Regions from separate parts of the Homo sapiens genome. Here regions 1 and 2 are each linked to region 3. The links are chromatin loops, found by intact Hi-C in ENCODE. Cell type or tissue: MCF 10A. All regions are shown on one strand.

The links. Peaks named below come from ENCODE experiments on the same cell type or tissue, not always from the same donor. Only the 100,000 strongest peaks of a DNase experiment are listed, where the experiment ranks them.
Region 1: a loop joins it to region 3, with 8 times the contacts of the local background. A loop is called at or near these places in 2 of 110 quality-filtered maps.
Region 2: it touches region 3 in a loop (7-fold over the local background); 4 of 110 quality-filtered maps call a loop at or near these places.

Annotation. Positions count from the first base shown.
Region 1 is chr3:95,521,376-95,523,875 of GRCh38, reverse strand. No RefSeq gene overlaps it. Among named protein-coding and RNA genes, the nearest start is that of LINC00879, 580 kb to the right of the region's middle. In MCF 10A, no CTCF peak of the experiment used is centred here; no DNase peak of the experiment used is centred here.
Region 2 is chr3:94,861,770-94,864,269 of GRCh38, reverse strand. No RefSeq gene overlaps it. Among named protein-coding and RNA genes, the nearest start is that of LINC00879, 75 kb to the left of the region's middle. In MCF 10A, a CTCF peak has its summit at 1,396 (motif pointing left); no DNase peak of the experiment used is centred here.
Region 3 is chr3:96,811,913-96,814,412 of GRCh38, reverse strand. It overlaps LOC124909397 (a long non-coding RNA gene), which reads left to right and starts at 6. Exons shown (of 2, transcript XR_007095974.1): 1 at 6-378; 2 at 1,303-2,500. RefSeq lists silencers at 734-853, 914-983. In MCF 10A, CTCF peaks have their summits at 368 and 1,090; DNase peaks (open chromatin) are centred at 322 and 1,102.

The DNA of each region.
Region 1 (2,500 bases), 1.3 Mb after region 3:
GGAGTGCAGTGGCAAAATCACATCTCATTGTGGCCTTGACCTCTCAGGCTCAAGTGATTTTCCTGCCTTGAGTAACCGGGACCACAGGCTCATGCCACGATGCCTGGCTAATTTTTTTTTTTTTTTTTTTGTAGAGACAGGGGTCTCTCTATGTTGCCTAGACTGGTCTCAAACTCCTAGGCTCAAGCGATTCTCCCACCTCAGCCTCTGAAAGCGCTTAGCCTCTGAAAGTGTGAGCCACTGTGCCTGATCTCATAGTGACTACCTTTACAGTGATTGTGATTATTAAGATAGTCCAAACAGAATCCACTAAATTATACCCCCACCTCAGGACATAAACTTGTTTATGTTTACTTTAAAATATTAATTACCATTTATATCACAATCAATGTTTTTCAAATGCTTAACAGACATCAAAAAATTAAATATTTAAAAATAACACTGTAAATGGTACTGATAAACATATTTTCCCAAGGCAGTTACCAAAATATTGGTACCTTCCATAAATGTTTTAAGTACCACAATCAGGAAGAATTGTGTTAGGTAAGGATATAGTTAAAAAACTGTTGAAAGTAATTAAATACAAATATATATATTTGTGTGTGTATGTATACGTGTATGTATATGCATACATATACATACATACACGTATACACACACATATACATATACACACATATACATACACATATACACTCACGTATACATATGCACACATATATATGTATACACACACACTCTCTACATATACACACATATATATGCATACACACACACACACACATATATGTAGCAATAAATTATATGTTCTTTTTATTATCTCTCAAAATAACTTGTGGAATCCTGTAATGAGAGTGGGTAAGAGAACATTTTTTATGCTCGTTTAATTTGAACCCCTCCTAATATTGTCCAATTGTATAAATCATATTTTCTTCACCCAAACTTAGTTTCTCATGCTGATTTGTACTGAGATATTACTCCCATGTTGGTGAAAAAAATGTACAATGACACAAACATCAAATATGTTTTTAATCTCTGGTGTTTCAAGAGGAATTTCATTTGTATAATTCAGACTACCAAGCTCTTTGACATGAAGGTCTGGTCCTAAATGACCTGACATGAGGGTCAGATATATGAGAGTCAGATGGTGGGAAGAGAAAAGTAAGAAATGGTTATAATACTTAAATAATTAGAATATCGATTTGTATTTAATAAAAGGAAAAATATATTTAATTATTTAATAATACTTAAATAATTAGAATATCTAATCTAATTAGATTAGAAATCTTTACTTCATCTTAACAGTAAGAAAACACTGGTTGAGGCCAGGAGCAGTGGCTCATGCCTGTAACCCTAGCACTCTGGGAGGCCAAAGCAGGTGAATCACCTGAGGTCAGAAGTTCAAGACCAGCCTGGCCAAAATGGCGAAACCCCATCTCTACTAAAAATACAAAAATTAGCCAGGTGTGGTAGTGCACACCTATAATCCCAGCTACTCGGGAGGCTGAGGAAGGAGAATCGCTTGAACCCGAGAGGTGGAGGTTGCAGTGAGCCAAGATCGCGCCACTGCACTCCAGCCAGCGTGACAGGAGCGAGTCTCCATCTCAAAAAAAAAAAAAAAGAAAAGAAAACACTGGTTGAACTGATAAGCAACATCTTTTCTTGGGGCCATCAGAGAACTGAGGTCACTGGAAATCCTGCTACTCTAAAATCCTACAACAGATTCATCCAGAGAGATGTAGAAATAAAGATCAAATTGTTTGGAGCATAGGCACGGCTTCACATGGCTTCAGAGAAATAGATTGGGAATGTAGCAGCCAGGGAAAAAAGTAGGGGGCAGTGAGAAAAAGCTATGGAGAAACACTTGTAAAGAACAGCGCTCTCAGACACAGGCGCACTAAAGGACTGAGTTAATCGGAATTTTAGAGAATGCTTCCCCTCCCCTTCAAAGAACAATGTAACACTAACAGGCCTACAAAATTAAAAAGTATTATATATTACAAGTAATATATAATAGCATGGCATATACTATAATATGCAACATATCAATATTAGTATGTTATATAATATACACCATAGTATACACACTATACTATTGTATATTACATATTCTAATATGTACTATAATATATTAACATAATATGTCATATTAATTAATATAATAGATATACAGACATATATAATCAGAGTGGATTATAGCTGAAGACTGTCTGCGAAGTACATAATAAAAAAATAAATATAGGAGACAAAAATAAAAATCATAGAGCAGCACCTGGTGTTGTCAAAGAAAAATTGCACCGGATAAAATTAAACAGGAAAGACAGGCTTTATTTAAGATTATCACAATAAAAGAGAGAATTAAACTCTGTTAAAACAAAAAGCAAGAGAGTTTTTAAGCATTCAGGTGAACTAGTGGAAAAGTACTAGTTTTATTTTCTATTTAAAAATAAACTTTACTTATTTGATAATTTATTCCAAATAAAGTAGATCATTGTTTAAA
Region 2 (2,500 bases), 2.0 Mb after region 3:
GCACCTATTCTCTTGGATTAGGAGTTTCAGTGGCCTCCCTGCACCATGCAGAGAACTTGGGCCTGAGGAGGTTCCCCAAATCCATGCCTAGGCACATCGCTAGGGGCTTGGTGGCCACCTACCAGACACTCTTCAGTGCTGTTTTTTGTGACTGCCGTTGGGTGACTTGTAGGCAGGATTATCTGGTCCAGCCCTGTTGTGGGAAGTCAGGGACCCCAAATGGAGGGACCGGCTGGAGCCACAGCAGAGGAACATAAATTGTGAAGATTTCATGGACATTTATCAGTTCCCAAATAATACTTTTATAATTTCTTATGCCTGTCTTACTTTAATCTTTTAATCCTGTTATCTTTGTAAGCTGAGGATGTACATCACCTCAGGACCACTGTGATAATTCTGTTGACTTACAAATTGTTTGTAAAACATGTGTGTTTGAACAATATGAAATGAGTGCACCTTGAAAAAGAACAGAATAACAACGATTTTTAGGGAACAAGGGAAGACAGTCATAAGGTCGACTACCTGCAGGGTCGGGCAAAAAGAGTTATATTTTTCTTTCTGCAGAGAGCCTATAAATGGAAGTGCAAGTAGGTGAGATATCGCTAAATTCTTTTCCTAGCAAGGAATATTAATATTAATACCCTGAGAAAAGAATGCATGCCCGGGGGGAGGTCTATAAACGGCCTCTCTGGGAATGTCTGTCTTATGTGGTTGAGATAAGGACTGAGATATGCCTGGTCTCCTGAAGTACCCTCAGACTTATTAGGGTGGGGAAAAACTCCGCCCTGGTAAATTTGTGGTAAGACCAGTTCTCTGCTCTTGAACCCTGTTTTCTGTTGTTTAAGATGTTTATCAAGACAATAAGTGCACCACTGAAAGTAGACCCTTATCAGTAGTTCTGCTTTTGCCCTTTGTCGTGTGATCTTTGTTGGACCCTTGGCAGTAGTTCTCCTTTTTGCCCTTTGAAGTATCTGATCTACTCCCTGTTCTTACACCCCCTCCCCTTTTGAAACCCTTAATAAAAAACTGCTGGTTTGAGGCTCAGGTGGGTGTCATGGTCCTACTGATACGTGATGTCATCCCCAGAGGCCCAGCTGCAAAATTCCTCTCTTTGTACTCTTTCTCTTTATTTCTCAGCCAGCTGACACTTATGGAAAATAGAAAGAACCTATGTTGAAATATTGGTGGCAGGTTCCCCTGATACAGCCCCACCCATCTTGCCCCCTGCCACCCCCACCACTCAGGGTTGAGAAGAGAGCTCAAACTATGCAATGCACTGGATCAGCCCATTGAGTGTGGTGACAGAGACCTCCCAGTAAACAAGGATGAAGTATATACCCATCCACATTGGCAGCAGCTGGACTTTAACTATCATTGCCATCTACTGGCCTGTAGGTTGAACTGCGCAGGCCAATAAAAAGCCTGCTGACAGAAATGAATAGAGCTGTAGAAGCAAAACCAAAATACTCTAGCCGACATTCTCTAATAGGATACGCAGGGATGAAGGGGAAGAAAATAATAATAATAATAGTAATATATAATAAATAATAATATTAAAACTTGGAAAGAAAAGAAAACAATTTTATCTGCATGAAAATAATCACAAAAATTAGAAGTTTTAGCATCTCCAGATAAGAAAGAACCAGCACAAAAATTTTGACATCATTAAAAATCTGAATGTTTTGAAATCACCAAAGGATTACACTAGCTCTTCAAAGCATGGGTTGCAAGGAAACTCAATAGGATCCAGGACAATGTGTAAAATAACACATAGAAACTTCTAAGGCAATCTAGGAAATGAAGGAGGAGAAAAACATTTTAAAAATAAATCAGTTAGAGCTTCTGAAATTAAAAAATTCACTTAAGGAATTCCAAAATATAACTGAAAGCCTTAACAATAGAACAAACAAAGCAGACAAAAGAATTTCAAAGCTTGAAGACAAGTCTTTTGAACTAACCCAGCCAGACAATAATGTACACAAAATTTTATTTTTAATTAACAAGGTCTTCTAGAAATATTGGACATGTAAAGAGACCAAGTCTACAAATTATTTGCATTCCTGAGAGAGGAGAAAAAGTAAACAATCTGGAAAATATATTTGAGAGAATAATATAAGAAAATTTTTCTGGTCTTGTTAGAGAGGTAGATATCCAGGTACAAGAAATCCAGAGAGTACCTGTGAGATATTTTTTAAAAAATGAAAATCACCAAGGCATGAAGTCACCAGACTGTCCAATGTCAACATTAAATAAAAAATCGTAATAGTAGACAGAGAAAAAAGTCAGACCACATACAAAGGGAACCCATCAGGCTAACAGCAGACTTCTCAGTAGAAACCTTGCAAGCCAGAAAAGGGTAGGGTACTATTTTCAGCATTCTTAAGGAAAAGAATTTCCAACCTGGAATTATATATTCTGCCAATCTTAGCTTCATAAGAAAGGAGAAATAAAACATTTTCCAGACAAATAATTGCTAAGGGAATGTATTACCACTAGACCA
Region 3 (2,500 bases):
AGCCAAAAGCAGGGGAGGCGCTGCAGCTGTGAAGAGGCGTGGGGGCCGCGGGAACTTTCCTCTGGCCGGTGCGATGAAAGCCGGGCGGACGAGGTGGCTCAACGGGGCTGAGAGTGGTTCGGCCGAGGCGCGGGCTGAGCCCTCAGCACCTGGCCTGAGCGGCGTGGGCAGCAGCCTGCACCGCGGACACCTCCAACTCTGCCGCGTCTGCGCCGCACTCTGGCCGTGGCAGCGATTTTCCGGGCATCTCTGAGGCCGCCCTTAGTCCCACAAGCACTTAGCCGCCCATTTCAGAGCAGCGGCGCCGACCGTTTTAAGAGGAGTCAGTTCCCGACACCGCCTCCCACTTACTTCTCCACATTTCCACCGCTGGAGGGGGTGAGTGCCGTGGACAGGCGCTCCCGTCCGGGGACAGCTCAGCGGCGGCAGTCAGCCCGACCCTCCTCCGCGCGGGTCGCCCAAACTTGACCAGCAGAGCGAGCGGCTCAGCGCAGTAGCCGCCTTCGCGGCTTCCAGTTGTAGAAAAGCAAAGCGCCGGGAGGAAGCAGCAGAGGGGGGGTTACATGAGGCTGGAAAGTGGCGGGTGTACGGCGCCCGGGATCGCCGAGGTCCTTGCGTCGCCTTGCGGAGGTGACTTCGCGGTGGAGGTCACGAGCATCGTCGCAGCCTTGACGCTGGGATTCAGGGGTCCCCGAGCGTCCACGGCGTGGTGGCGTCGGGCCGCGCTCTCCTAGCAGTCCAAGGGCCGAGTGGCGCGTGGCCACATCCACAGCAGCGCAGGGGCGCCGTGGGCTGACGGCTCTCCCCGCGCGAGCCGCCCCCTCGCGGCACCCACTCCCTCCCCGCGCTCGGGTCTCCCGGAAGCCGAGGCGCGGGCCACTTGGTGGGACTCCGCGGCCCCCGCCCCAGGGCCGGGGCAACGCGGCGTGCTGACTGGGAGGACCCTCGGCGTCCGCGGTCTCCACCACCTCGCCCCGCGGCGGAGGCGGGCGCCCAGGGCAGGGACGGAGCCCGGAGCGCTGCAGAGCCCGGCCAAGCCCAGCCTTCTCCCGGCCTGGCAGCCGCGGCTCGGATGCCGCCAGTTCGGCGCTAGAGGGGGTTAGTCGACAACAAAAATGCCTGCACCGCTCGCAGGTGGAGGCGGCTCATCAGGCCAGGAACCGAAAGGAGGGAGGGATGCTGTCAGGCTAAACTTAACGCCTTGGTTAAGGGCGCGTCAAGGAAACCGTATCGCTTGGGTGGGGATTTCCGTGATACTTTATTTGTTACTAGTATTTCCAACATCATTTTTCTTTCTTGAAGGGACTTCGGCTATCACAGTCGAGGGAGGTTGAAAACCCCACTTCAAAACCCGTCGGAATGTTTTGAGAAAATGTGGATGGTAATGGAGAAATGTGAACAGAGGAGAGAAAGTAGCGGTCTTGTAAAGGATATACGATATTTTCCAAGTGGGCAGAAAGCACAGGAGGGAAATGGCACAGTGACAAGAGGTCAGGGGAGCGGGAGATGGAGCCAAGGGTCGGCGTTTGACGCTTACAGAGTTCTGGAAGGGAAAGGACCCTTCTATTCCATGCATTCCTGCGCTGCGATGTTTTTGTGCCACACACCATAGCTGAAGAAGTTTCACTTAATGCCTTACAGTAAATTGGAAGGAAAGAAAGAATGAGAGCAAGAAATGTCCCATGTCAAAAATTCTGCTGCGTGGAGAGAAATGGTGAAATACAAGCGATTTGGAGAATGTGAGGAAGGGTTCTGATTGGTGACTATACTCTCATTCTCATTAGGAATTCATACACCTCTGCCTCTCTTTGAAGGTGTGTCCACACCAACTTAAATGTATGCAAATCATTTCTAAAAAGATACCATGTGTGGAGTTTATATATCGGCACTTAAGAGTAAAATCTGACTTTGATACTCATTTTGCCACTCTTACTGATATTGATTGACCACATGAGCATTTGCAAACTCATTTTAGAGTTTATAAACTCAGTTACAAAATAAAAAGACTACATTATCACCATTATAATATAAATCATTGTGTCTAAATAATGTTCTTAGAAATTTCTAATGATTCATTATCTGATAATTTTATTCAAAATCTCTTTTTATATACTGTCAAAAATATGTTTCCATGACCTTTTATAATTAAATTTTCATTTTTAAATGTTGGCTTACAGTAAATCTATAAACTTCATTAATAATTCACTAAAAGAAAAATCGTTCAAGAAAGTCCTTATAAATTGAAGGAATGTATAATATTATTATTTTAAAAATATAAACCATGTGAATCTATTTCTATACTTTTACTTTTGAAATTAACTAGACTTGCAAGGGAAACATTTTTAATGGAACATCACCAAAAAGAAGTTATTTCAGTATAATTCCTAACATAAAATATTTTAAAATCAAAGTTTAAAATCAAGTTCTGATGTTTTACTTGAGTGTTGCATTTTAGAGAATATGTTATAAAACACCAAGAAGTTTCACTTAAAATTAGACT